Linked DNA regions of Homo sapiens: regions 2 and 3 are each linked to region 1. A link is a loop called in an ENCODE intact Hi-C map of the cell type or tissue named here. Cell type or tissue: endothelial cell of umbilical vein. All regions are shown on one strand. Links, peaks and the distances in the headings refer to the core of each region. The heading gives the core; the rest is flanking DNA.

Region 1 (11,632 bases), core at 2,796-7,795:
AGATCTTATTTCTGCAGTCATGAATCTGTAACATAGCTTTCCACATGACGCCATTCAATAGCCTAAAAGGTCATAACTTTGGAGTCCACCATAGCTCATCTGTTGCCTCCATCCTAAGCCACATGCCTGGAAAGGTTTTTAGTTACTAAACAAATAGGGGAAGGGAAAGTCCAAGTCAATTGGTTAAGAAAACTTTCAAACTTTATGGAAATTAATTCCAAAATTAAGGAGATTCTTTACATTGCAGGAGTTTGAGACATGGATCCATCACTGGAATAAATATTTCTCTGTGCTGAGGAGACCACTACAAGGGATCTTGGCCCTTTCAAAGTTAACTAGGGACTTTTATTTGGGAAAGGCAAAATTCTAGACAGTTTGGCCCCAGTGAGCTAAAGAATTTGGGGAAATAATATAATAAAATACCTTTATCATAGGGAGAATTTTACTTTTAAATAGGGATTTAGACTGTATTGTTGGTGGATCTTGAGAGACTTATGTCTGAGTAAAAGCATTCATACGCAGGACAGAAGGAGTCAATGCCTCAAGATGACAGAAAGGATGTCAAAGTCTACCTTCATTTTATCCAGGTGGAGGAATAATAAATGATACTGAACTGAGATTTCCAATGCTCAGTCTAGACTATGTTGTTGAAGCTGTACAAATGCTTAATGCATGAAGAAATGTACTAATATCTATTGGGAAGCAAAGGGCAACACTGCACCCGTGCAGGAGGAAGTCAGACTTGCTCCAAAGCAGGATTTCTCATCCTTGGTACAACTGACATTGTGGGCCAGGCAATTCTTTGTCGTTGGGCACTGTCTATACATTGGCGTTGTAGGAAGTCTAGCAGCAACCTTGGCCTCACTCACTAGATGTCAATAGCAAACCTACACTCACCAACCAAAAATGTCTCTTAAGTATTGCCAATGTAGGGTGGGGCAGGTGTGGAGAATTTCCTGATTAAGAACCACCACCTAAAGGAAGTGGAGATTCCCACTATCAATCAACCTGACAAGAATTAATCCTGGGACAGGAAGAAAGTGAACAGCAAAAGGTTTCTTCACTCTGCTACCCCAGAGATTGGATTTGAGCCTCTTTCCTCAGCAAGGGAAACCTACTTAAAAGAGCTCTCACTGAGAAGAGTAAATATGCTGTCCCTTTTAACCCACTTAATGCCTGAGGTTGCAATTTTTTGAATTTGAAAAATCAGATCTTGGCAATGACCTTGAGCAGTAGGATATAAATAACTCCCACATTTAGTGTTCCAATAATGGAACACTAGGCATAAATTTAATATAGTTTCGGGCAGACAATTAGGTGTAGAAATACTTGGGAATGAAATTCCCATTAAATGACTGGGCTGCACCTAATTATGTGGTGTAAAATACCCAAATCATTGTGATTGGGGCATTAACAGCTTAAACTCACAGCCTGATGGCATCTGGGATACTGAAATTTCACAAAAACCTAAGTACTAAAATGAAAGAATACCTTTGGCTACATCTCTGTCTCCATAAACAAAGTAAAGAACTGAGGCAGGCCTTTGCTCTTCTACTCATTTGCTCAGCAAGTATTTATTGAAAGTCTGTTACAAGCCAGGCACCGTCTTCTATTCTTGCTAGCCAAGTCAGTCTTGGGAAGTGCATCTCCACAGCTGGAAAATGAACTCAAATCTCATATCTTACCCAGAAGGCATCTTACTCATATCAGACATCATAGGAAAGAGAAGATAGAACTTTTCCCCACATTACTATATATCCTGCAAACACTTGTGGAGAAATGTCTCCATTTACTGTGTATTTATGTTAATGAAAATGTAATTTCTGGAGGCTGAGTAAATATTTAAGAAAAATATCTTAGGTATATAAAAGTGAGGTTTGGTTTTCAGTGTTACCCTGCTGTGGAATCCTTTTGCAAAGAAAGTCATACCCTGAAGGGATGCAAATAAAAGGGATAAAATTGGTCCTTCTCTGCCGGGCGTGGTGGTTCACAACTGTAATCCCAGCACTTTGGGAGGCCAGGTGGGCGGACCACGAGGTCAGGAGATCAAGACCATCCTGGCTAACATGGCGAAACCCCATCTCTACTAAAAATACAAAAAATTAGCTGGGTATGGTGGCGGGCGCCTGTAGTCCCAGCTACGTGGGAGGCTGAAGCAGGAGAATGGCATGAACCGGGGAGATGGAGCTTGCAGTGAGCCGAGATCGCGCCACTGCATTCCAGCCTGGGTGACAGAGCAAGACTCTATCTCAAAAAAAAAAAAAAAAAAAAAAAATTGGTCCTTCTCTGGTTGATCTTGGTACAGTCCCCTGCCTGACACCCTCTCCCTCCCGAATCTGTGAGAGACTCCTCAGAACACAGTTTAAAAGCCTCTCCCTTTGGGAATATCCTAAAGAAATAAATCCTTCTGGTTAAACATAAAAAAAAAAACTTAAAATCTCCTGTTATTAGAAATCTCAGAATAAATATGACTAAAAACAAATCAAAATTGCACTAATTTTAATTTATGCCTTTGCAAATTACATATGCACCCTTTTGCCCCATCCTGATATGTTCCCCTAGATGAGATGTTACTCCCCAATCATCATTTTATACATTTTAAAAAGACATGACAATATAAGTCTCACATTGATTTTGATAGCCTCATATGAAAACCCCTTTCTGATGTTTTGCCTGAACACACTAAAATTATGTAACATTTTTCACCTCAGAAACAAAAAGACAACCAAATTAAAAAATGGGCAAAAGATCTTTGAGATATTTCTCCAAGAAAAGATAGAAATGGCCAATGAAGCACAGGAGAACCTGTGTAACATCATTAGCCATCAGAGAACTGTAAATCAAAACCACAATGACATATTGTTTCACACCCACTACAGATGGCTAGAATCTAAAAGGCACAAGAAGTGTTGGCAAAGATGTGGAAAAATTGGAACCTTGATACACTGCTGGCAAGAATATAAAATGTCAACCCGTTTGAAAACAATCTGGCAGTTCCTCAAAAGGTTACACATTGAGTTATAATATGAGCCAACAATTCTACTGCTAGGAACCTACTCAAGAGAATTGAAAACATAGGTCTACCTCAAAAATTGTACACAAATGTTTATAGCAGCGTTATTCACAATAGCCAAGAAGTGCAAACAACCGATTAAATGTCCATTAGCCTATGAAAGGATAAAATATTATATATTCATACAATGGAATATTATTCAGCAATAAAAAGAATGAAGTACTGATGCATGATACAAAGTGGATGAACCTTAAAAACATTATACTAAGTGAAAAAAGCCAATCACAAAAGATTACATATTATATGATTCCATTTGTATGAAATGTCCAAAATAAGCAAATCCATAGAGACAGAAAGTAGATTATTGGTTGCCAAAGTCCAGAAGTCAAGGGTCAGTGGGGCGTAACTGCCAAAGAGTGCCAGATTTATTTCTGGGGTGAAGGAAATGTGAAGTTGGTGATGGTTGCACAACTCTGTGAATATACTGAAAACCACCGAATTGCAATAGCCAGGGTATAGGATCAACCTACGTGTCCAAGTGTCCATCAGCAGAAGAATAGATTTTTTAATGTGATATATCTATACAATGGAATACTACTCAGCCATTTTAAAAAATGAAATCCTGTCATTTGCAACAACATGGATGAACCTGGAGGACATGATGTTAAATGAAATAAGTGAGGCACAGAAGGACAAAGACCACACAATCACGCTCCTATGTGGAATCTAAAAAAGTTGATCTCATTGATGTAGAGAGTAGAATAGTGATTACCAGAGGTTGGGGAGGGTGGTAGGAAGAGGGGTATGGGGAGGGGTTATTCAGTGAGTACATAGTTACAGTTAGACAGGAGGAATAACTTCTGGTGTTCTCCTGCACAGTAGGGTGACTGTAGTTAACAATGATGTACACTTCAAAATAGCTAAAAGAGAGGATTTTGAATGTTCTCACCACAAAGATATGACAAATGTTTGAGGAGATGAATACGCTAATTACACTGATTTGATCATTACACAATGTGTCCATGTATGAAAACATTACACTAGACCCCATAACTAAGTACAATTACTACATGTCAATTAAAAACAAATAAAACTGGCCAGGCGCATGGCTCATGCCTGTAATCCCAGCACTTTAGCAGCCCGATCACTTGAGGCCAGGAGTTTGAGACCAGCCTGGCCAACATGGTGAAACCCTGACTCTACTAAAAATATAACAATTAGCCCAGAGTGGTGGCACACACCTGTAATCCCAGCTACTCGGGGAGCTGAGGTAGGAGGATCGCTTGAACCTGGGAGGCAGAGGTTGCAGTGAGCCAAGATCGCACTGCTGCACTGCAGCCTGGGAGACTGAGCAAGACTGTCTCAGAAAAATAAAATAAAATAAAATTGTTTATAAAAATATATATAACATGAGGATGCAAAGACATAAGGATAATACAATGGACTTTGGGGACTCGGGAAAGGGTGGGAGAGGAGTGAGGAATAAAAGAATATACATTGTGTACAGTGTACCCTGCTTGGGTGACAGGTGTACCAAAATCTCAGAAATCATCACTAAAGAACTTATTCATGTAACCAAGCACCACCTGTGCCCCAAAAACATATTGAAATTAAAAAATAAAAATTAAAATGAATAAATAAAACATTCTTCAATCTGACTTTTCTAAGAGTCTGTCTATTTTTCTGACATTTCAGTTAATCTTCTAAACACCAAAGTACCCAATACAATATTTCATACCAAAAAAATAAATAAGTGGTTTCTCTACTGGATGAGATAAAATGCTTTATCTGGAACAAAGCAAACTTTACAGTTGATTGTAGCTTAATAATATACTTTTAAAAATTTCTGTCAAACAATTTGGTAATAGATTTCATTTTTTTATTTTATTTTTTCTAAATTTGGTGATAGATTTCAAAAGCCATAAAATGTCTATATCTCATTTCAATGACTTTCATATTACATACACAAAAAGCTAGGTATGTTGTAGAAAAATGCTTATAATATTTACGGAAAAAATCATGTTATACATTCCACGTTACTGTATATGCAATTATATTAAAATGTCTATTCACATGCAAAAGGCCTAGAAAGAATTAGATAAAAATGATAGCAGGAGTTCTTTAAAGATATCAGAATTCTTGGTAATTTTTCAAAGCTTTCAAGAAAGTCCTTCCCACCTTTTTCACACGGAGAAGAAAAAAAAAATCAGTAAAAATATAACAAACCTCTCGTACATCATTGGTCATAAGCCAGAAGCGATTCTTTAAATTGGATTCAGCCAATGCTGAGTTTATAATCCTAGAAAATGTTTGACTCTCTTTCTCCATCCAACAGATATGATTTAAAATAACAGTTTCAGCAACTCTTCTCATCACGCCTCTTAAGACAAATTCTCCCAAACTTGATCCAGGGAGACCTCCTCTGGAGATGAGAGAGAAGTTCAGTTTGGAGTTCAAACCTTAAGCAGTGTCTGAACGACTCCAATAAAGAAAAACTGTCTTTTAAAATACCTTAGTTAGCGTCTCTCTTTGCATCTAGCTTACGCCAGCCAAGCTAGAGGCAACATAATCAGCTACACTTTATGAAATAATGAGAAAGAAATTCTCAACAGAATCATCAAAAAATGGAGAGCTAACTACTTGGGTCAAATTCACTTGGCCCAATATATCTTGCTTGAAAATAAAGACTGTTTGGGAAAAGACATGTTGCAAAATGAATTTCCACTTCAGTAAAGTCTTAATGAAAATAACGATCATTAACAATCCTTGGAAAACCAAGCTCATGTATTTATAAATATAAGATATTACCATATTTCCCAATTTAACAATGTATCCTAGCAGTTTGTTTTTTTTTTTTAAATGGAGTCTCGCACTGTCACCCGGGCTGGAGTGCAATGGTGTGATCTAGGCTCACTGCAACCTCCACCTCCCGAGTTCGAGCAATTTTCCTCCTAGCAGTCCTTTATTGCTGATATTGACTCTGTAATACCAGCACTTTGGGCGGCTGACGTGGAAGGATTGCTGTAGGTCAGGAGTTTGAGACCAGCCTGGGCAACATAGCAAGATGCCATCTCTTTAAAAAAATTTTTTTAATTAACTGGGCATGCTGGCATGCACCTGTCGTCCCAGCTATTCAAGAGGCTGAGGTGGGAGAGTTGCTTGAGCTCAGGGGGTTGAGGCTGCAGTGAGCTATGATTGCATCACTGCACTCCAGCCTGGGTGACAGGGCAAGACTTTGTCTCAAAAAAAAAAAAAAAAAAAAGGAAGAAAGGGGCCTGTTAGGCCAAGAGCTTGGTGTGAACAGGGGCTCAGTGACTGGAGGACCCACCTCCTGCCCCGGGAGAAGTGAGGAGGCCAATGTAGCTGAAGTTGAGGGATGAGATTGGAAGTTCTACAGAGGTTCCAAGGCATCCCCAGGGAGGTCTTGAAATCTATGCCAAGAACTGGCTGTCATTTTCTAGCAACAAGAAACCCTAGGCAGGGAAACTAGTTACAATATTGCATCAACCAAGATCTCAAGTAATAAGTCCCAAGCCCAAATGGTAGAAGTGAGAATGAAGAAAAAGGAACTTGAGACTTTACGAAAAAGAAAATATATATATAATGAAAGAATTTGGCCTTGGCCCTACATCTAGCCAATTATTTAGGGAGACACTTCAAGTACTTTGGGGAAGGAAACAAGATGAGTTCTGCAGAAACACACACAGGCATATAAGTAATTAAGGAGGGGGTCCGGCCCACTTGTATGTGGTCTGGAAGGTTGTATAAAATACCTCCACTAGCCTGCTAGCCATGTTACTTCTAGAAGTTGACTTTTCCTTTTTTTATTTTTTATTTTTATTTTTTTGAGACAGTCTCACTCCGTCACCCAGGCTGGAATGCAGTGGCGTGATCTTGGCTCACTGCAACCTCCGCCTACTGGGTTCAAGCAATTCTCATGACTCAGCCTCTTGAGTAGCTGCGATTACAGGCACGTGCTATCTACCACACCCGACTAATTTTTTTGTATTTTTAGTAGAGACAGGGCTTTGCCATGTTGGCCAGGCTAGTCTCAAACTCCTGACCTCAGGTGATCCGCCTGCCTTTCCTCCCAAAGTGCTGGGATTACAGGTGTGAGCCTCTGCGCCTGGCCCCTTTTTTCATTTTAATATTGTTGTAGTGGTACCCAGAGTTATCATTGCTTTCAATGTAAACAGTAAGGATATGTTTCAAACATTAGATAGGAGTCACTCTCATGTCATTATCCTACCATATCATTTTTTTTTTTTTTTTGAGACAGAGTTTTGCTCTTGTTGCCCAGGCTGGAGTGCAATGGCACGATCTCAGCTCCCTGTAACCTTCACCTCCTGGGTTCAAGCGATTCTCCTGCCTCAGCCTCCCGAGTAGCTGGGATTACATGCGCCCACCACTACACCAGGCTAATTTTTGTATTTTTTAGTAGAGACAGGGTTTTGCCATGTTGGCCAGGCTGGTCTCGAACTCCTGACCTCAGGTGATCTGCCTGCCTCGGCCTCCCAAAGTGCTGAAATTACAGGTGTGAGACACTGCGTCTGGCCCCTACCATATTTTTTTTAATGCAACATAAAAAAAACTTACAGAACATGTAATTTAGGGGATGAGTATTGCATTTCCAAAAAAAAAAAAGCTACACATAAATTTAATTTAAATAACAAAGTCCTCCAGTACCTTCAGTCTGAAGAGTTTATAAATAGAGACATAATTACTGAGGATTTTTCTATCATACCACCACACTTCACACACACACACCAGAAGATACATTTACAGGCTATTCGTCATATAGATCTTCTTTGACTTCAATATGGATCACATGATTAATAATCCTCAATTCCTTCATGAAATTTTTTGTAGGACTCCAACTGTGTGTAATCATGCAATCTGAGTATTCCAAGCAACTTTATCAAAACTCTTAGAACAAAAAGAAAATAGTCAGACATGGAAGAGAAAATTTGTATTTGTGACCTCCTAATAAACATCTTTTAATCCCCTGTAGCCAAAAGTCTAGATACAATTTTATGTTTGAAGCATGGCAAACCAAGCAAGGAAGGAAGGGTTTGTAAGGTACTAACTGAGGTTTTGCAGAAGTCTGGCCCCAAAACCCATACTGTCCACCATCATGCTATACTGTCCGACCACCATTCTGGGAGTCTCAAAAAAATTGTAAGGATTTCACAAACTTCTCAACACAAAATATATTTCATTCGCTTTTTGTAAAAATTAAATTTTGTGTGTGTGTGTATTTTTATTATACCACCACACTTCACATACACACACCAGAAGATACATTTATTCACAGGCTATTGATTATATAAATCTTCCTTTGACTTCAATACTGGTCACATTATTAATAATCTTTAATTCCTTTATGAAATTTCATATCTATATTAATGAAAATAATAATCATTAATAACCCTTGGAAAACCAACCTCATGTATTTATAAATATAAGATATAATCATATTTCCTAATTTAACAATTCATCTTAGCAGCCCTTTATTGCTGATATTGACTCTGTAATACCAGCACTTTGGGAGGCCAAGGTTGGAGGATTGCTTGAGGTCAGAAGTTTGAGACAAGCCTGGGCAAGATAACAAGATCCCATCTGTAAAAAAAAAATTGTTTTTTTTGAGATAGAGTCTCACTCTGTTGCCCAGGCTGAAGTATAGTGGCACGTGATCTCAGCTCACTGCAACCTCTGCCTCCCAGGTTCAAGCGATTCTCCTGCCTCAGCCTCCCGAGTAGCTGGGATTACAGGTGCCCGCCACCACACCCGGCTAATTTTTGTATTTTTAGTAGAGACAGGGTTTCACCATGTTGGCCAGGCTGTTCTCAAATCCTGACCTCAGGTGATCTACCAGCCTCGGCCTCCTAAAGTGCTGGGATTATAGGCGTGGGCCACTGCGCCCGGCCCCCACAAAATATTTTTTAATTAGCTGAGCATGGTAGCATGTTTATTTCTTCTCCCCTTCCTTTTATTAGGGTGACACGTGATATATAAGAAATAAAGAATCACAATATGTTTGTGTTCTGTTTCACACATCAACAATAATTTACTCAGCCTCTAGGTGCCACATATCATACCAGGCTCCAGGAATCTGATGGTGACAACACCTGACTATCAGTGCTTTTATGGCACTTACCACCTAGTAGGAGATGTAATCAAAAGGAGATCTAATCAAAAGATCCTAGTAATCAAGATATCTCGTTAATAAATGGGAAATCCCAACCAGCTAGTACTGTGAAGGAAAGGTGTCTACTCTGAAGCTTTGCAAGTATAAAAGAATGGGATTCACTGGGGTAGGCACTGGCGGAATCAAGTGCAATTAAAAAGAAGGATCCAGAAACAAAAAGTTATGAGTGAGTAAAATCAGAATGCTTTAATTAATAGAACTGTATAATTCCCTATAGCAGAACTGTAATAGTAATAAAAGCTATCAAGATAAAAACTTACCCTACTATAAAATGTAGTCAGTCAACTAAAACGTTTACATTATTTTGAAGAGCTATCCCAGTGGCTTCTTCACGTGATGTGGGAATGCCATCATTTAAGCAGAAATTAAAATTCACACCAAGCCACAGTGCTCTGCAGCCTCTGGGCACATTTACGGAAAACATAGTGTGGTTTTGGGTGGTATTTTGGCATTTTTAATTTCATGAACTAAAATGTCTTATTTAAAAAATTAAGTTTTGAGTAGGAAGCATTCCTGGTATTCCTTTTGCTACTCCATAAAGCACTTAATCTCCAATAGCACCACTTGAATCATTGCTGTAACCCCCTTGCCTCCCTGTCATCCTCACACTCAGCCTGTCCCCTGCCCATTGCCCCTGGTCCTTGCCCAGTAGGCAGTGCTCAGATGTAGAGTGAGGGGGGTAGGTACTTACTTCCTTTGCTCAAGCAGGGTGATTTCCTTTTTGACCTCATGGTATTCTTCTGCTATTTGGCAGTGCTGTTTGAACACCTCCATGGATTCCTCGGAGTCATGACAAGGCGGCAGGGGCTTCACAAACAACAAGAAGAAATTAGTCCATTTCTTTGCATCAGGATAAATTACCAACCATTTTGCTCGCTGATGTTCTTTAAACGAAGGTTTTTTCTTCTTCTTTTTTTTTTTTAACGTGAGAACAGCATTGTCAGTCAACATTCAACAGAGTTCAGCTGATTCTATTTGACTGAAAATAGAGAGGTGGACAGATAGTCTCCACATTCATCTCCCAGTGTCATTCATGGGCATCTCAGGCCTGAGCCAGAGCCCTGAAATCCATTACATGTCAGTTACCTGCCTTGTGATGGAGTAAAAATAAGTCTCCAAAGGATTCTACCGTACTCCCCGGAAATCTTAGACTTTGCTTTAGAGAAGAGCAGTGGTGGGGAAATAGTTCAGTTGTCTGTTTCAATTATCCCTTGCTTTCTGTTTCTGTAGCCAGGAGGTATAATCTCATCTTGCAGAGTAGAGAAGAAAAGCTCTCTTCTGAGAAATGCATTTGGGCTAAAGAAAGATGCTGAGCCAGAAATAATGCTTGCAAGGATTAAGCAACCTGTAAGAAAGGCCGGATCTCCCTCCCCCTAAAAAAAAACCATCCCTATAAGATTCATGTTTCTCTTTTTCTCCCATCCATGAAAGAAGCAAAGGCCAGCGTGGCAAGCCTTTCTGACCGCAACATGGTGAAAACCCTACTTCTAGGAATTATTTTTAAAGAACGAGTTTTCCCCAAGTTTATTTTTCTAATTTCTTGTTTAGCAATGCGTGATTAAAAGTACTACTTTTAGGCCAGGTGGATCACTTGAGGCCAGGCATTCGAGACCAGCCTGGTCAACGTGATGAAAACCCATCTCTACTAAAAATACAAAAATTTGCCAGGCATGGCGGGGCCCACCTGTAGTCCCAGCTACTTAGGAGACTGAAGCAGGAGAATCGCTTGAACCCAGGAGGTGGAGGTTGCAGTGAGCCGAGATCATGCCACTGTACTCCAGCCTGGGTGACAGAGTGAGACTCCATTGCAAAAAAAAAAAAAAAAAAAAAGTACTACTTTTAGGAATACTAGTTAAGAGTTTTTTTTTAAATCACCCTTTTCAATTATATATAGAAAAAAGTAAATAAAATCTGAGAAATATCAGTTTATTGTGAAATAGGCTCTTCAATCTTATCCTTTCTTCACAATGGTCTCTCTCTATATATAAACTATGTATCTGACAAGGTCATATTGTCACTAATTTTATATTAGGAAATTGAGAACTAATGAATTTTTTACTATTTGTTCCTCTCATTATATTCTTCAAGGACACAGATTTCTGTGGGTGTCATATTTATTTCTGTGATCCCTCCCATGATGTAATAGAAATTCAATAAAGTTTACTGTCTGATTGATAGATAAGATGACATTCCCTATGTATCATGAGGCCTCTGAGTAGAGATGTTTAAAGGAAATAAAATTCTAAATAGATTTAGGTCAAATTTACCTTCACGTGGAACATCTGTTATGTCCCAGTTCATGGAAAATCTCATAATAATCATATTAGGTAGCACCTTTCTCTGCTGCCCATGAACACATTCACAGCATAAACTCAGACTGTTGGAACCATCATCCCTTTCTATACGGGATT
Region 2 (11,632 bases), core at 3,414-8,413, 210 kb before region 1:
GATCAGGCCACAAGGAAACCAAGAGTGGGGACTGACTAAAACACAATTGACAAAATATTGACAATTATTGAGACTGAATTAATGGTACCATCAAGTTTTATTATGCTATTCTCTCTAATTCTGGGTATGTCTAAAAATTTACATAATAAAAAATTTAAAACAGAGTTGAAATGAAAAAGACAATGTACCATCAAAATCTAAGAGAGCGTTAAGACCAGAGACTCATAGAGTTCTTTCAGAGCCTTTCATCACCTGCAATTTTATATATCAATGTGCGCTGATGTTCCATTGGACTGACATTTGCCTGTTTCCAGGATAAGCTCCAGAATATAATTTGAGCCATCCAGCAACTCACGAAGAACTTCTTGCATTTGGCAGAGAAAGAAACAGTTGCTAGACTCACTAAAGTACCCATCCACTTCATTCTTCAAGCAGGTGAATGACTATGATGGGGTTAAAATTCCCAGCTAATTACCTCCCAGCCAGCATTTTAACTGGCTGACTCATACAGATTCCTTAAGATAGAGCAGAAGAACAAGAAAACATAAGCAGTAGCTGTGTGCAGTCAAATGTACAAATATTTAACTAGCTTACTCCACCAGTGCACAGTTTTAATACATAGTCTGAGAGCATAGAATGTAGATACCAGCATTGTATGTGAGGCTGAGACGTGGCAATTTAGCAAACCTTATGGAGTAATTAAACCATCTAGAATTTCAGTTCAGAGAAATCTAAATGGGAGAAGCATCCAGCTGTCAGGAACATGTCGGTTTTTCTTTCTCTCTTCCCTTCATCCTTATGCCTTTGGGACCTGGGATCCTTCAGGACCTCCGTGGCCTTCTCACAATGATCTATACCTGCAACCTTTTCTATGTCCAGGTCCTACCTGGTCAAACCATACCCCTATTCCTACCACCACCAACACTGCCTACACACACACACACACATACACACACACACAGGCACACACATACAAGTGTGCTGTGGAATTCATATTAACTTATAGATGGCACAATAGCAGCGGATCTGAAAGTGTGGTCCTGAGACTGGCAGCATCAGCATCCCCTGAGGACTTATTATACACGCAATAAATTCTTGGGCCCCATCCCAGGCCCACAGAATCAGAAACTCTAGGGGCACGGCCTAGCACTCCAAGTTATAACCAGCCCTCCAACTCCTTTCAATCCATAAAAACCTAAGATCAGGTGAATATAAGGTATTCTTATTTTACACAAGAGGCAGGGGAATAATTAATAAATCAAAAGATATACAGTCAATGTGAATTAACTCTAGAAAAGAGTAGGGAGGAGTAAATCAAATAATACAAAATAAGCGTTAAGTGACTTACTGTTTCAGCACACTCATCTTCCAAATTGAGTCTAATATAAAATCAGTTTGCATTTAATCAATTTGCCAAAAAGTATTCCTTGAACACCTTTGATATCCATTTCTTCAAAATACATCAACCAATGGAGACACCCAGAAAGGGAGTATTTGGGGAATTCTCTGAAGGATTTACAATTTAAAAATCACAATATGAGTAATATGCATATGTATGAAGGATATTATAGTCAACTCTAAAGTGATTCCTGAAAAGTTAGAAAACACAAAACAGTTTCTACAGTATTCTCTCCTCTACCTCTCTCTGCCTAGAGTTAAGAATAATAAAGGTCAGGGCAGGGTGTGGTGGCTAACGCCTGTAATCCCAGCACTTTGGGAGGCCAAGGTGGGTGGATCGCAAGGTCAGGAGTTCGAGACCAGCCTGACCAACAAGGTGAAACCCCATCTCTACTAAAAATACAAAAATTAGCCAGGCGTGGTGGCAGGTGCCTGTAATCCCAGCTACTCAGGAGGCTGAGGCAGGAGAATTGCTTGAACCCGGGAGGTGGAGGTTGCAGTGAGCTGAGATCATGCCATTGCACTCCAGCTTGGGCGACAAGAGCAAGACTCCATCTCAAAAATAAATAAATAAATAAATAAATAAATAAATAAATAAATAAATAAAGATCTTATTCCTATAATTTTAGAGGAATAAATAAGAAAAGCATATGCAAAGACTATGGATTTCTAGTCTGCATCCCAGTTCAAATGTGAAGTAAATTACCGTTAAATTTGGATTGAAAACAGGTATGCTTCATATAGAGCTTTATAAGTTTTAGGTCATGTTGACAAAAACACATACGCGCTCCACTTCTTTGCAACATCTTTGAGGAAAGAATTTCTAGAATGAGGATTCTGGAGTACAAATATGTGGGTAACGTTTCTAAGTTCCCAGAATACATATGATTTCTCATAATTAAAATGCCTAGCATTTTTCTTTTACTTTGATTTTTATTAGATTATAAAACTGGTGGGATAATTATTCATGTTAAAAAGAATTATTTCCATGTTTTAAGCTATAAGTATATTTCAAACTCTTTTCATATTCTTTTAATTATGATGGGACAGTAGAGTATTTATAAATGTAGAAAAAAGTCACTTAGATGATAATATTTCAAAAACTGCCTGCATTCTTTTAAATTAATAAACCTGAAGCCATCTTTTGCAGAAATAACTGCCTTAAGCTTCAAAAAGTTTTCAGTTTGAAAGTAGCAAAGTTCAAAATTTTAACGAGTTGTTTTATTAATATTGTAAATTTCTGTGGTGACAGGAAAAATTGGAGAAGTGATCTATGGAGGAGATTCAAAGCATCCTGAAAAACAAACTCCTCTTAAACTTTTACGGAATACAAGATTCTTATTTTTCCTCTCCATTTTGCCATTTTGCTAACGGCCTTTACTATTATTTTGATTATCTAAATGTAATTGAATTTATTTCTGTGGAAACTAAATGAATATAAACCAAAGGAGAAAAGAAAAGTCTACTTATTCAGGGCTTGCTATAACAAGGGAGTCGGCCACCATCAGTTGCATTTTGGCCAAGAACTCAAAGGCAGGCAGAGTGGAAAAGCCCTACAGTGGAAAAGGGGGAAGCCTTCTCATGTGCCTTGATTGCAGGCAGCTGGCATGGGGAAGCTGTGGGCCGCCTAGCTAGAAACTGGCATCCTGTTGCATATTTGCATTTCTCTGGTTGGTCCTAAGTTGGAAGTGGGGACAAGAATTAGGGAAGCTGTCAGTCATTCTTCAAGTCCTGGCCGTTTTAGACCAATTGTTCCAGAAGTGATTGTTAAGTTCCTAGACCGTTGCCCTAGATAGCATCTGACCCCCTCCAAGTCTGACTTAAAGCAGGCTGGTTTCCTGGGCTGTTTGTTAGAAACAAGGAGTTGGTTTTCTGGGCAGGTAGGTGTAAGCTGTTCTATTTTCATATACAGTCTGGCCATTGTCTTTGTATATGCAGTCTCTCATTTCCAAATAAATTATCATTTAATGTGCCACAGAAATATTGGTATAATTCAGATCCAGAATAAGAAGCCTACCTCTATGGAAATTTAGGCCCCACGAATGGGGGCTTCATATAATTCCTCTTGTATGAAGGCCTATGCACATGGAGACAAGCTGAGAGGACGTAGTAAGAAACAAATTGGACCTATCAGCTGCCGGATAGAGACCAGGCCACAAGGAAAGGTTTAGAGCAGCCTAGCACAAGCAGATGCTTTTCAGCAACCCAGGGTAACATAAATGAGTAAAGCCAGCCAACTCTAGGACAGGGAACAAGAGGGGAGACTGGGAATTGAAGAATGCCTGCTTAGCCTAAAGGCTCTCAAACACATACCATATTTCAAAATCACTCCGAATACCAAACAAAACTAATCTACTGGAAACATGGCCCAGAGGCCTGTCTGTTTGGCCTCCCGCCCAATCTGATATTCAGCCAGTACGCAATGGTTTGGCCATACTGATTGGTCAGTTACTGATTTGATCAGGCACCCAAGACAACTGGTTATTAAATATGCATTTTGAATGGCACCTCACTCTAAAGCAAGAGGGTCAGGGCAATCCCCCAAAACTGGTGGTTGTCAAGAATACATGATTTGGGATGTAGTTTTCCAGGTAGGCTGATGTTTTCTTACTGTCTAGGCACTGGGTAATTTGTGTCAAGCTTTATGTGAATTGGGAAGTCATGAGAACCTGAAAGATGGAATCAAAGCAAAAGTAGCCCTGATGAGAAAAGGCTACTCTTTTCCTGATAAGTTAGAGCCACAAGGGAGCTATGAATCTCAGAGTCACACCTCCATGTTAGTCACCTAAGTGGACTACAGGGAGAATCACTGGGGCCTTTAGCCATGAAAGAGATACATCAACGCAGTGATCAGAGCATCAGGGATGCTTGGGGGGCATCAGGAAAGGAAGGCTGTGCAGAGAACAGGATGGAGAGGATAAAGGAGGGCATTGATTCTGACTACTTCAACAAGAGGCCTGCCATCCCCACTGATAATATGAGCATTACCCCCATGGCCCGTTCAAAACGTCATGGCGATAGAGGTTTAGGGGGTATTTCTGGATGGTGCTTAGGGCAGAGACACTGTCTTTACCACTTCATATGGTAACAGGCCCCTGCACCCTTCCACAATAACTTCTATTTTTTTTTTGAGACAGAGTCTCACTCTGTCATCCAGGCTGGAGTGCAGTGGTGTGATCTCTGCTCACTGCAACCTCCACCTCCTGGGCTCAAGTGATTCTCCCACCTCAGCCTCCTGAGTAGCTAGGATTACAGGCGCACACCACCATGCCTGGCTAATTTTTTTGTATTTTTAGTAGAGACGGGGTTTCGCCATGTTGGCCAGGCTGGTCTCGAGCTCCTGACTTCAAATGATCTACCTGTGCCTGGCCTTCCACAGTAACTTCTACTTCAGGTTAAAAAAAAAAAAAATAGCCTGAAGGTGCATTTAATGTACATGTTTTTACCAGCTGAATTTTTTACAACAGGTAATCCTATTTCTATGATAATAAATTAACAGATTCCATTTGAAAAAAGAAAAAACTTCAAGAATTTGCACTTACACACAAGTATGGTGAGTTATTTACTAAAATAGCCAAATAATATAGACACAGTTTTAAAATACTTTAAAAAAAAAAAAAGTTAGAAATCCAATAAATTCTGGGGTTTCTGCAACTAAACTCTTATAGTAAATGTAATATGAATTTTTTTCAAGTTACTTCTACTTAATGGAAATGCATTATATACCAAAATGCCTTTCCTGGTTCTGGAAAACAAGTGTTCCTCTCCTAACTTTGTGCATTTTTAATTTCTGCTCTTAACTCGAAAATATCTACTAGGGGACAGTGATGCTGCTGTACTGTGGGCCAGGTCACCCTTCAAGGCCACAGGCCTTTGTACAATCGAACAGGCTTCTCTTGACGCACCATTTCCTGGCAGTGTGCTCAGGCATGTTCGTGGCCATTTCAAAACTTCAGTTCCAGAGACTTTCAACTTAAGTCTTCAAAGTGGACAGGTAGATAATATGGATCTTTTGTCCTGCATACAGTGGTGTTGATGGGACTATTTTCATTGTTGCAGAATTGGTGACCAAGACCCAGAGTCAAAGGCAAAGACATATCAAGAATCTCTCATTCTGAAGAGAGCTGCCAACAGCTGGAGGCCATATACTCCCCGAAGACTTTTTATTAGGTTGGACATAACCAGCTCTGCTGCTCCCAACTATCCCCAGGCCCCTCTCATTCCCCTACCCCATACAAGCAGAAGATTGGGAAGAGGGGGAGAAAAGGGGTTGCTTTTTGTGGGTCATCAGTACAGACAGCCTTGATGTTTTCCAGGAAGGAAGAGAAGAAAGGAAGGGAAGCACTCATAGCCATTGCAGGTGTCAGGAATAAGAGGATTTGTCTTGATCTACAGTGGGATATCTGCTTATGGGCAGGGGAGATAAAAACTTACATGACAGAGAGGGGCCAGCAATGGGAAGCAAGCCCTTTTGCTATTCAGTGTTACAAGGAAGCTTGAGTTTCCTGTGGCTCAGGGGGACACTGCAGGAGGCAGCTGAGCTTGAGCTGTCCTGTTGTACCCAAAACAAGAAGGCCACCACAAGGTGGCAGTCCCAGCAACAGGAAATGGCAGGGCGTATTATTGCCAGCAAAAGCTGGGGTGGGACTCAGAAGACTGAGCTAGAGCTGATCTCTCACGTTAGAGAATTGGGCCAAAACCTAGGGAGGAACCCTTCCCTAACCCTGAATGGCCTATATAGAACCCACATATGTACTCCAAGAAGGAACCAGCCTGGGACGCCCACCATCAGTGAGCACCCCCACTGGGTCTATCTCAGCCAAAGAGGCAACAAGCAAGGGAAAGCTATCATCCAGAATGACGGCTTCATCCCTTTCCATCTTTCTTCCCCACTCAAAGGGAAGAGTGTCCCGAGAGAGGGGAGTAAGGAGAGAAAAAGCAGATCAAGCCTTCTCCCAACTCTAAGTCCCCATGGAGAAGCATGATCAGGGCTCTGCAGAGGTGGGAGGAGGTAAAGGGGAATCTATTGGATCTGAAATGGATTTTTAAAACTTCACTGGCTTTTTATAAATACTCAGAAGTGGATTTAAAAATTTATGAAACTCTGTGGGTACAGAGTAGAACTTCCCCACAAAATAAATAAATGTTTGCAGGGCTCAAGTTGGAAAAAATGTCCTTCTGCAGCAAAGGGTGTGGCCCTGGGGTCAGGGAAGCACAATGATGAACCAGGAGCATCTAGGAAGTGACCCGTGCCAAGGGTTTAAATTCCAGGACACTCTTTCCTTGGACTTCTGGAAAAGTAGAATGAAGCAGATAGGTTTAAATTCTTTCTCTAGGCTGGGCACAGTGGCTCACGCCTGTAATCCCAGAACTTTGAGAGGCCAAGGTGGGTGAATCACTTGAGGTCAGGAGTTCGAGACCAGCCTGACCAACATGGTGAAACCCCATCTCTACTGAAAATACAAAAATTAGCCAGGTGTGGTGGTGCACGCCTGTAGTCCCAGCTACTCGGGAGGCTGACACACGAGGATCACTTGAGCCCGGGAGGTGGAGGTTGCAGCAAGCTGAGATCATGCCACTGCACTCCAGCCTGGGTGATAGAGTGAGACTCAGTCTCAAAAAAAAAAAAAAAATTCTTTCTCTTATAGTTTCTCAAACACTGTAATAAAATTTGGTACAGCTTTAATATCAAGTTCGAAATGAGTAACAGGCTGGGTCATAAAATAAAAGAGAGAAAGGGCAGCTTCCCCATGTTCAACCTCCCTCCACCCAGTCCTCACTGCTCAGACTTTGCAGAGGTGGCAACAGTGCATCAGAAGGTGGCCTGTGCTCCAGGCCCCGACTAGAAGGAGAGTGAATAGGTACCTGCTTTAACTCAGTGTTATGGACTAAATGTTTATGTCCCTCCAGAAATCATATGTTGAAATTCTAACCTCCAATGCAATGGTATTTGGAGGAGGAGCCTTGATAGGTGATTGGGTCATGAAGGTGGATCCCTTATGTTGTAATTAGTGACCTTATAAAGGAGTCCCCAAAGAGTTCTCTCCTTCCTTCCTTCCTTCCATCCTTCCTTCCTTTCTTTCTCTCTTTTGTTGAGATGAAGTCTCACTCTGTTGCCCAGGCTGGAGTACAGTGGCATGATCTTGGCTCACCACAACCTCCACCTCCCGGGTTCAAACAATTCTCCTGCCTCAGCCTCCCAAGTAATTGGGATTACAGGCATACACCACCAGGCCCAGCAAATTTTTTGTATTTTTTAGTAGAGACGGGGTTTAACCAAGTTGGCTAGACTGGTCTTGAACTCCTGACCTCAAGTGATCCACCCGCCTCAGCCTCCCAAAGTGCTGGGATTACGGGTGTGAGCCACCGTGCCCGGCTCTTCTCTCTTTCTGAGGATACAAGAAGACGGCAGGCTGTGACCCGGAAGAGGGTCCTCATCAGCATCCGACCATGCTCACATCCTAATCTTGGAACTATGAGAAATAAATTTCTGTAATTTCTAAGCCACACAATCTATGGTACTTTGTTATAGCAGCCCAAACTGACTCAGACCCTCAGAAAAGGCTGATGGGGAAAAACCATCCTGGAAAGTAAATAGTCAAGAGGACCTTGTAAGAGCAGACATGAGAAAACTCCCCACCCCAGTAGATTCACTAGAGACGCAGCTCTCAACTCCTTGTACCAAGACCCATAGGAATGATACACTTTACATCATACCCCTATAAACATGTACATGTGTAATTGATTAAAGTTTCATAAAGTAATATTTACTCACTATGTGCAATGCACATTGATATTTCATATTCTGTTCTGTTTTTTAAATGCTGGCCACAACCCCACACAAATTGATTTCTAGACCTTAATAGTCTCTAATCAGCAGTGTAAACAACTCTCATTAGAGGGAGAGAACCCTTAAGAGGAAGGGGAAACCTTGGGTTTCACAGGCATGAACAGCAGTGTTTCTTCTCTCTGAGATATGCCTCCCATACCCACAGCCCCTTTTTTTTCATCATACTGGGATCCTATATTCCTGATTGCCTACTTTCCAGGTGAGTTATCTCCTCTGGAGTTCCCACCTCTCTACTGGATCTCTTATGTAACCACCTGATATGGTTTGGCTGTGTCCCCACCCAAATCTCATCTTGAATTGTAGCTCCCATAATTCCCATGTGTTGTGGGAGGGACCCGGTGAAAGAAAATTGAATCGGTTTCCCCCATACTGTTCTCAAGGTAGTGAATAAGTCTCACAAGATCTGACAGTTTCGTAAGGGGTTTCCCCCTTTCCTTGGCTCTCATTCTCTCTTGCCTGCTGCCATGTAAGATGTGCCTTTCACCTTCTGCCATGATTGTGAAGCCTCCCCAGCCTCATGGAACTGTGAGTCCATTAAACCTCTTCTTTCTTTATAAATTACCCACTCTCAGGTATGTTTTTATCAGCAGTTTGAAAACAGACTAATACACTATCCTCAATGCCTTTCTAATTCTACCCATTGTACATGGATTGGACTCCTCAATGCCAACTCCATTCATGAAATACTTTCCAAGCCCTTTCATACCCAGCATGTACAAATTGTCCCCAGCACCTTCTTAACAAGTATGTCTGAATAACAGAAAACTACAATAATAATGCATGTCAGAATTATATGATGTAAAGATGTGTCTGTCACTGCTACCAGCTCTATCTATACCTCTTTCTCTGTAATCCTTATAACCATCTGACACATTAGGTCACATAGCTATTTAGCGGTGGACTTGAGCTTCGAATCCAGGTGTTCTTGGGAAACTTGCAGATCATAGAGAAGCATGAACACAAAGAATAAGTGTGGCCTTCCAGTGGTGGGGGCAGGGTGTCATGAGACACAGAGCAGTGGTAGGTCTTATGCAGAGCCTCTTTAGGGTTTTACACCACTGGTAGAAGAATCTGTCTCTAGACCGAAGAGTTCAAACCGAGAGACTTCTTGCTTTCTCACAAAGACAGGCTTCTGGCCATTTAGCTGCTGGGCTTTTCATCAGCCTTGAGGAATGAGAGACCTTTGTGGAGCTCTTGTTTCTAGGCGTGAGAGCAGGGGAGAGGCTGAAAAGCATCTGACATTCCTGGCGTCCCATTCTCTAGACAAGAGGGGACACTCATAAGGGCCTAAATACCTGTCCAAAGGCTTCAGTCACAATCCCTACTCTGTAAGGAAAATCTTGGCATCATTTCATCCCATACAACTAAGAAGAAAGATATATATCATGATAGCATATGGATGTGTTAACCATCTTCCCCCATTTTCACGTTTTAAGAATTTTAGGGCCGTGCATGGTGGCTCACGCCTGTAATCCCAGCACTTTGGGAGGCTAAGGCTGGCAGATCACAAGGTCAGGAGATCGAAACCATCCTGGCCAACATGGTGAAACCCCCGTCTCTACTAAAATACAAAAAATGAGCCAGGCGAGGTGGTGTGCGCTTGTAGTCCCAGCTACTCGGGAGGCTGAGACAAGGGAATTGCTTGAACCCAGGAGGCAAAGGTTGCAGTGAGCCAAGATCATGCCACTGCACTCCAGCCTGGCGACAGAGCAAGACTCTGTCTCCAAAAAAAAAAAAAAAAATTTTAGGTCTGGGGTGAGTTGGAGTATTGCTGAGGAGAACCTTTCTCAAGGGCAGGGCTCTCGGAGATCATGTTCTCATGGGTCCCCGGGACCGGTCCTCAGGCTCGCTAGTTTAAGGTGAGTGGAGTGGTCTCTAGGAGCAGAGCATGATAACAACGCTAGGTCACTCATTTACAACGGACTGTAATAAACTACCTTTTTCCTTCCACCAGGGGGCACCATTCACATAGACTTCAACAGCAGTGGCATCAACAGGCCTACAAAGTGGTGGTGGTAAAAAACACACTTGAGACCATCATATGTATCTGAAATCAGATACGATACCTGAAAAACATAAATCAAATTAATGCTCATATGGTTGCTTGCTGTCCAAGGAATTCAAAGCAAAGGTGGAAACTGACCCTTACATCACTTCTTCCTTCTAGATGAATAGCATCAGCTACATTTTCTTTCCCATTATGTAATGTTTCTATTCTGACCACCCACCTGTGATGGACATAGTCTTTTTAGATGTGTTAGTTTTAATATTAGTCAAGACTTAGTCTCAACCGTTCTCTATTAAGTGACTTTGCAGATATCTGATGTCATCTCCATTAATGCAGATTTTCATGTCAGATTCAGCTCTGAGTTCACCTTAATGCGGTGGTGGTTCCCATAGTGTAGTGCCCAGGCCCCCGCATCAACATCACTTGGGAACTTGTTAGAAAGGCAAGTTCCTGGTTCCCAACTCAGACCTACCTACCAAGTCAGAAATCTAAGTGTGGGGCCTGCAATCTGTGTTTTTACAAGCCTAACAGGGGATACTAATGCATGCTAAAGTTTGAGAACCACTGACTTAATATACAGTTTCCAACCCGGATGACACTAGAAACAACTACGGGACTTTACAAAAATATGGGTGTCCTGGCTTCCCCCAGAGCCACTAGGGTAGTGGAAACAAATGTCACTATCAAATGGATCTGGGTTTGAATTCTGGTTTTGTCACTCACCAGCTATGTGCCTTGTGGAGGCTCCATCTTCTCATCTGTAAAGTAAAAGTCATCGGACCTGCCTTGTAGGAAGGTGTAGGAGGGGAAGGTTCAGCAAATGCCTCATAGAGAGATTGACTCATAGTACATCTTCTTCCTTGGCCTCCACCGCAACTAGAATCTTATTCACCCGGCCTGTGAGGGTACAGTTCTCACCTTGCCCCAGAATCACCAGGTGAGAATGATTTGCTAGACCCGCTTTCTGAAGTTTCACAAATGGACAAACATTTTCACAGCTGTTACTGGGATTTTGCCATAAATCAGCAGGAACACACCCGAGATCTGACAAAGCTATTTCAAACTCTAGATCAATGAGGAGGGAAGTTGCTATGAAGCCGGGTTTGCCAACTGAGAGCATTGTAATTGTTCGAGTTGCTCTTGGGATCTAGCTCAGATTCCTGCTGACACCAGAGAAGTGAAGAATGAAAATAGTTGCCTAGAAAATCAGAAGCAGCTCCCCAAGTTACCTGCCACATACAGGTTTGTTTTTCCTTAATTATCTAGGTAATTGCTTTGCTTCCTCTACCTGCCTTTACCAAGAGATGCCTGGCCAGAAGAGCGAGGAATTAAAGTACCTGTGGAGGCTGCCCACCGAGTGAAGCTGCAGGCTGCCC
Region 3 (5,000 bases), core at 1-5,000, 690 kb before region 1:
TATATCCCTACTGCAATTTCAAATCTAACTTTGAAATGTAGTAATTTGACACAAGTGCCAAGATGGAAAAAATTATTCCTCAAACTGACATAAGAAAATATTCTCCTATATCATAATGAAATAACATAACACTTTACTTTGTGTAAAGCATTCACCACTTGAAAAACATTTTGATAAATGTAAAGTTTCCTAAATGACTTGCATATTTATGTGGCTGTTCCTTCATTTGCTTCAGCTTTCAGGCCACATTTATTTACTGCCTACAATGTGCCCACTAGGAAGAAAATATCAGTAGTGCACTCGAGTATCTTCCAGTCTAGTAAGAGAGACAAGATGTACAGAGAATGGAGGTAGGAAGTGGAACTGATAAGGGGCCATTGAAGTTTAGCTGGAAGTTGCAGGATGAAGGAAGTCTGCAGAGTACATAGATTTTAGTCTGAATTTTGGGAAATGTATAGAATTTCTACAGGTAGGGGGCCTTCTTGGTAGGAGGAACAGTGGGTAGAGGTGCCCAAGTTACTCAGATGTGAATAGTAACAGTCACTATTTGCATTTAAGCGCAAGGAAAGTGAAAAGTGCTCTGTGGGAGAGAACTAACTATTTAAGTAGGGTCAGATTCCTAAATAATTTGAATGTCAAGCATCAAGGTAGAAGGAAGAAAGAAGTGACAAAGCAGCATTAAGGAAAATCCTTCAAGAACAAAAGAGATGTGAGCTGAGGCTGACATCAGAGACAACTGTGAACTTAGTGCTGACAATGGGAATGGAGGGGTGGGAAGAAATGTGAGAAACTGTGGAAGGAGAAATAGTCAGACTTGAAAATTTTTCCATAGAGGTAAGAAATCAGGGAGAAGGATCAAAGATGGCACTGATATGTCACATCTAAGTAAGTGAACGGAATGGTAGTGTCTTTAAGAGAAACCAGTATACCAGGAGTCAGTGCAGATTTGGGGAAACAGATAATATGTTTGATTCTAAACAACATGTATTGAAGACAGGACATTTCGTCCAAGGGGTGACATCAAGATTTATGTTGCAATTAGAGATCACCAGTTCAGAAGAGAAGTCAGTGCTAAAGACGCTCTTCTTGGAAATGTTTAAGTAGCTAAGAGAGTTGAGGCCATGAGGTAGACTAGTAGCCCTGGCTCTGGAATAGGTGCTGTACATGAATCTCCTCATAGCTCATGAAGTTAGTTATTAGATTCTGTTTTGCAGAAGAGGAACTGTGATCACACAGCTGGTAGGAGTCAGAACCAGGACTCAAGCTAAAGTCATTCAGACTCTGGCATTTCCACTGCATTATAGGGCTAGAAAAGGGAGCAAAGGTAAAGAACAGACTGAAAGTGAGATCCTAGAAGATGCCATGTTATGGGAAGAGGATGTTGTTCACATTTATTGATTTATATCTCCCTTTTGTCTATTATTGCCTTTGTAAACAATCTGTGTTGCTCAAAGATTGCTACTCTCTTGTCTCAAAAAAATCATTTCTAGGCCGGGGGATGTGGCTCATGCCTGTAATTCCAGCACTTTGGGAGGCCGAGGTGGGCGGATCACTTGAGGTCAGGAGTTCGAGACCAGCCTGGCCAACGTGGTGAAACCCTGACTCTACCAAAAATACAAAAGTTAGCTTGGTGTGGTGGCTCACGCTTGTAGTTCCAGCTACTCAAGAGGCTGAGGCAGGAGAATTGATTGGACCTGGGAGGCGGAGGTTGCAGTGAGCCAAGATCTTACCATTGTACTCCAGTCTGGGCAACAGAGAGAGACTCCATCTCAAGAAAAAAAAAAAAAGAAATCATTTCTAGTTGATTCATTTTCACAGACTGATCTGTAAAGCAAATAAGCTAAGAGTTTGTACAGACTGACAGTAATAAAAGGTAGGAATAATATTATTGGCATCTTGAATTCATTTGTGTTAATATCGTAAGTAAAAGTTTGCTCTAAAAGTCTGTTCTTCTAAAATATTAAATTTCCTGCTGAGATACTCTCTGGCTTTTATACAAACATTGTTACTTGTTAGTTACCTTGTAGTAGTTATACTATTTCCCCTGTTATACTGAAGATTCTTACTTCAAAATGAGCTGAAGATGTGACTTATGAGTTTACATAAAATGAAAAAAGTAGTTTTGGTTCTTAATAAAGAGAATTTATGTGCCTGGTACATTGCTAAGACTAAGGAACTGGCAGAGTCCAGATGGAGGCCAAGAATACAAGATGTTATGAGCACTAAACAAGGACTCCAAAATTACTTCCATCAATAACCTGTGGCATCTGCGACCACCTTATCCATTCCTGGGATTCGTTTTTTGTTCATTGTTGTGGTGGTGGTTGTCCTTGTTGCTTTGAATAGGAGTGGCCAGGGGAGAGGATATCTGAGATTGGGTACAGGGTGTGTATGCAGTTAGAACATTAGGGCGATAGCAGTATTATCTTTAATCTTGAACACCTTAGAAATGGATAACACCCAGAGCCACACATCGAAAAGATAGAGATTTTTTAAATACCCTTCAAACTGCTTAATTTGTAGTCCTAACAAAAAAAAATTTACATCTGCTGAATTATGTTCATATCTGTGAGATTTAAGAAATGCTACCCAGGATCTACATAAATGTTCCATTTATGGCAAAGAGAAGATGATTTTGTTTATGAAAAAGAGATAACAAATATTTGAGATAGTTTTTAAGGATCTTCTGTCAGCAAATGTTAATGCAGTAAGGAAGATATCATGATCCTTCTGAAAGTCAGCGAAACCGAACCAAAAAGGGATGACATAAACTTCACGGGCATATGCTATTTTAAGATTTGCACAGATTTCTGCACTCTAAAAAACGTGAGTTTCATGGGGGCTGTTTGTTCTCTCACTCCACACACATATGAGAGGGTGAGAGAGAGTATCTCCAGTAACAGGGGCCATCCACTGTTGGGTTCAGTCATTCTCTCTTAGAGGCACCAGAGGGCACCAGAGGGCATGAAGATCAGAGCAGCAAGCCGCTCTACACTCTGCATCTTTATGCTAGCTTCCACCATAATTAACACCTGCAGAATCCTGGGGTAGTTTTCTCACCATGCACTTGAAATGTGCCAGCTTTTAAGAACCCTTACCGGCACTCATCTCGAATTTAAGGCACACTCTCTCATTAGAGGTAAGCTGAGAAATTGGAGTCAAGGAGTTAAGCAGAGAGAAGGGGATAAGCACATGGACACATTGTCTTTGGTGGTTAAGAGGAACATTGCTAAAAACAAACGGCCTTTTATTGGCCTTTCCTCCTTCCTGACATCACTCTACACTTATCCTTAATGAAGTAGTACATAAGAACTGTGTCTGACGCTCTAAGGAAGGATGGGCGCAGGAAACAAAGTATAACAAAGGAGGCAACACTACAATGACTTAGAGGATTTAGTTTTTAAGAGCTTTTCCCCTATTGATGGATGCTCGACTGATTTTATCTCATCATCAACCTTGGAAGCTATTAGCAGAGGAAATTGCACTTACCATCTGTGATGTCCTGGCAATAACTTAATATTGTTCTGAAGGTTTAATTCAAATCGATTTAATTCAGCAAACATTTATTAATCTCATGAATGTTTGGCACCATACTAGAAGCTAAGGGATACCAAGATGAACAATGCAAAATGTTTTATTTTTACTTCAAAGGTTTTAAAACCTAATAAAATACAAGAAAAATATTAGGAAGTACAATACAGTCTGGGACATGAAAAGAAAAAGTATAAACAATATGCTTAATCATTCATTTATTCATTTAATAAATATTTTGGCAACTATTATATGCCAGGAACTATACTATGTGTGTTTGTAGACCTTGGTTAACAAAACAGATTTGGGTTCTGTTCTGCCTTCACAGAGTCAGTTTGGGAAATGACAGAGTGTTATGATAAAGAAACATTTGGCATGGGAGAAAGTTCCGAAAATCTATTTGAATAGGGTGGAATAAATGAACTTCCATAAGAGACGACATTTAAGAAGAATCAAGTCATCCTAAGGACTAGGAAAAACACATTTTACGTATACCAAACAGCTAAGGTGAAGATCGTGGAAAAAAAAAAAAATATATATATATATATATATATATACACACACAACTTGGTCTATTTAAGGAACCCAAAGAAGGCAAGCTGTAGTATATGTAATAAACGGTATGCAAATGCCAGGCTATATAGAGCCTTGTAGATGATATTAAGAACTGAAGAAAGAGAGAATACATCTAGCCACAGGGATCCACAAATCTTTACAAAGAAGGTTTCCATTTGAGAAGGATGAATAAGATTTTGACAAGCATGATAGTAGAAAGCAGGATTTCTGGATAAAAACAATGTTACGAGCTTAGACACAAAAGTGATAGTTTGTGTATGATTTAGACTCTAATAAGCATCAAGGTGTGAGTGGAGGATTCAATTGCACTAGGCAATTGAATTGTTTGCCATGAGGCCGGAAGCACAGGTTGGAAAACATAATGGAGAACTTGGACAAATTACTGGTTCATTAGGGGCATGAAGGGAAGTCACGGACATTATTAATGCCAGACAGTGATACTGTTGGCATTCCAGCTCAGATAGTCTAATTTAGCAGAAGCATGCATTGTACATTGGCGGGGACAGAAAGAGAATTTAGCATCTCTAGATATCCACATTGATGGCATTAAGGGTCTTAGGGTGGTAAAAGTGCAACTAGAAGCAGCGTACAGATAAAGTCGTTGCCAAGGCAAAGTCTGATTATTGGACTTGAATTGGCTGAGACGATCAAGTTAGAAAAAAACTTTTAATAATAATAATAATAATAACTTACGTTTAACCCTGGGTAACTGAGAGAGTATAAATGCTACTACTAGTTAATTAAGGCTAAGTAAAGCAATGGTGAATTTTATGTGTATACACATACACATGTGCATGTGTGTGTGTGAGAGAGAGAGAGAGGGAGAGAGAGAGAGAAAGAGAGAAACAATAGTGTTGCAACCTGAATAAACAAAACAAAGTAATTAGGCAGTA

The links. Peaks named below come from ENCODE experiments on the same cell type or tissue, not always from the same donor. Only the 100,000 strongest peaks of a DNase experiment are listed, where the experiment ranks them.
Region 2: it touches region 1 in a loop (7-fold over the local background); 94 of 110 quality-filtered maps call a loop at or near these places.
Region 3: a loop joins it to region 1, with 6 times the contacts of the local background. A loop is called at or near these places in 5 of 110 quality-filtered maps.

What each region holds. Positions count from the first base shown.
Region 1 is chr21:29,158,337-29,169,968 of GRCh38, reverse strand. MAP3K7CL (MAP3K7 C-terminal like) reads right to left here. Exons shown (of 5, transcript NM_001286620.2): 4 at 9,913-10,028. Among named protein-coding and RNA genes, the nearest start is that of LINC00189, 29 kb to the left of the region's middle. RefSeq lists a silencer at 5,307-5,601. In endothelial cell of umbilical vein, for the core only: a CTCF peak has its summit at 5,432; a DNase peak (open chromatin) is centred at 5,428; H3K27ac peaks cover 1,453 bases.
Region 2 is chr21:29,371,117-29,382,748 of GRCh38, reverse strand. It overlaps BACH1-IT2 (BACH1 intronic transcript 2), which reads right to left and starts at 10,248. Exons shown (of 2, transcript NR_046564.2): 1 at 10,186-10,248; 2 at 8,769-9,507. In endothelial cell of umbilical vein, for the core only: a CTCF peak has its summit at 5,978 (motif pointing right); no DNase peak of the experiment used is centred there.
Region 3 is chr21:29,847,844-29,852,843 of GRCh38, reverse strand. The region is part of intron 1 of GRIK1 (glutamate ionotropic receptor kainate type subunit 1); the gene reads left to right. Among named protein-coding and RNA genes, the nearest start is that of GRIK1, 90 kb to the left of the region's middle. In endothelial cell of umbilical vein, for the core only: a CTCF peak has its summit at 2,939 (motif pointing right); a DNase peak (open chromatin) is centred at 2,963.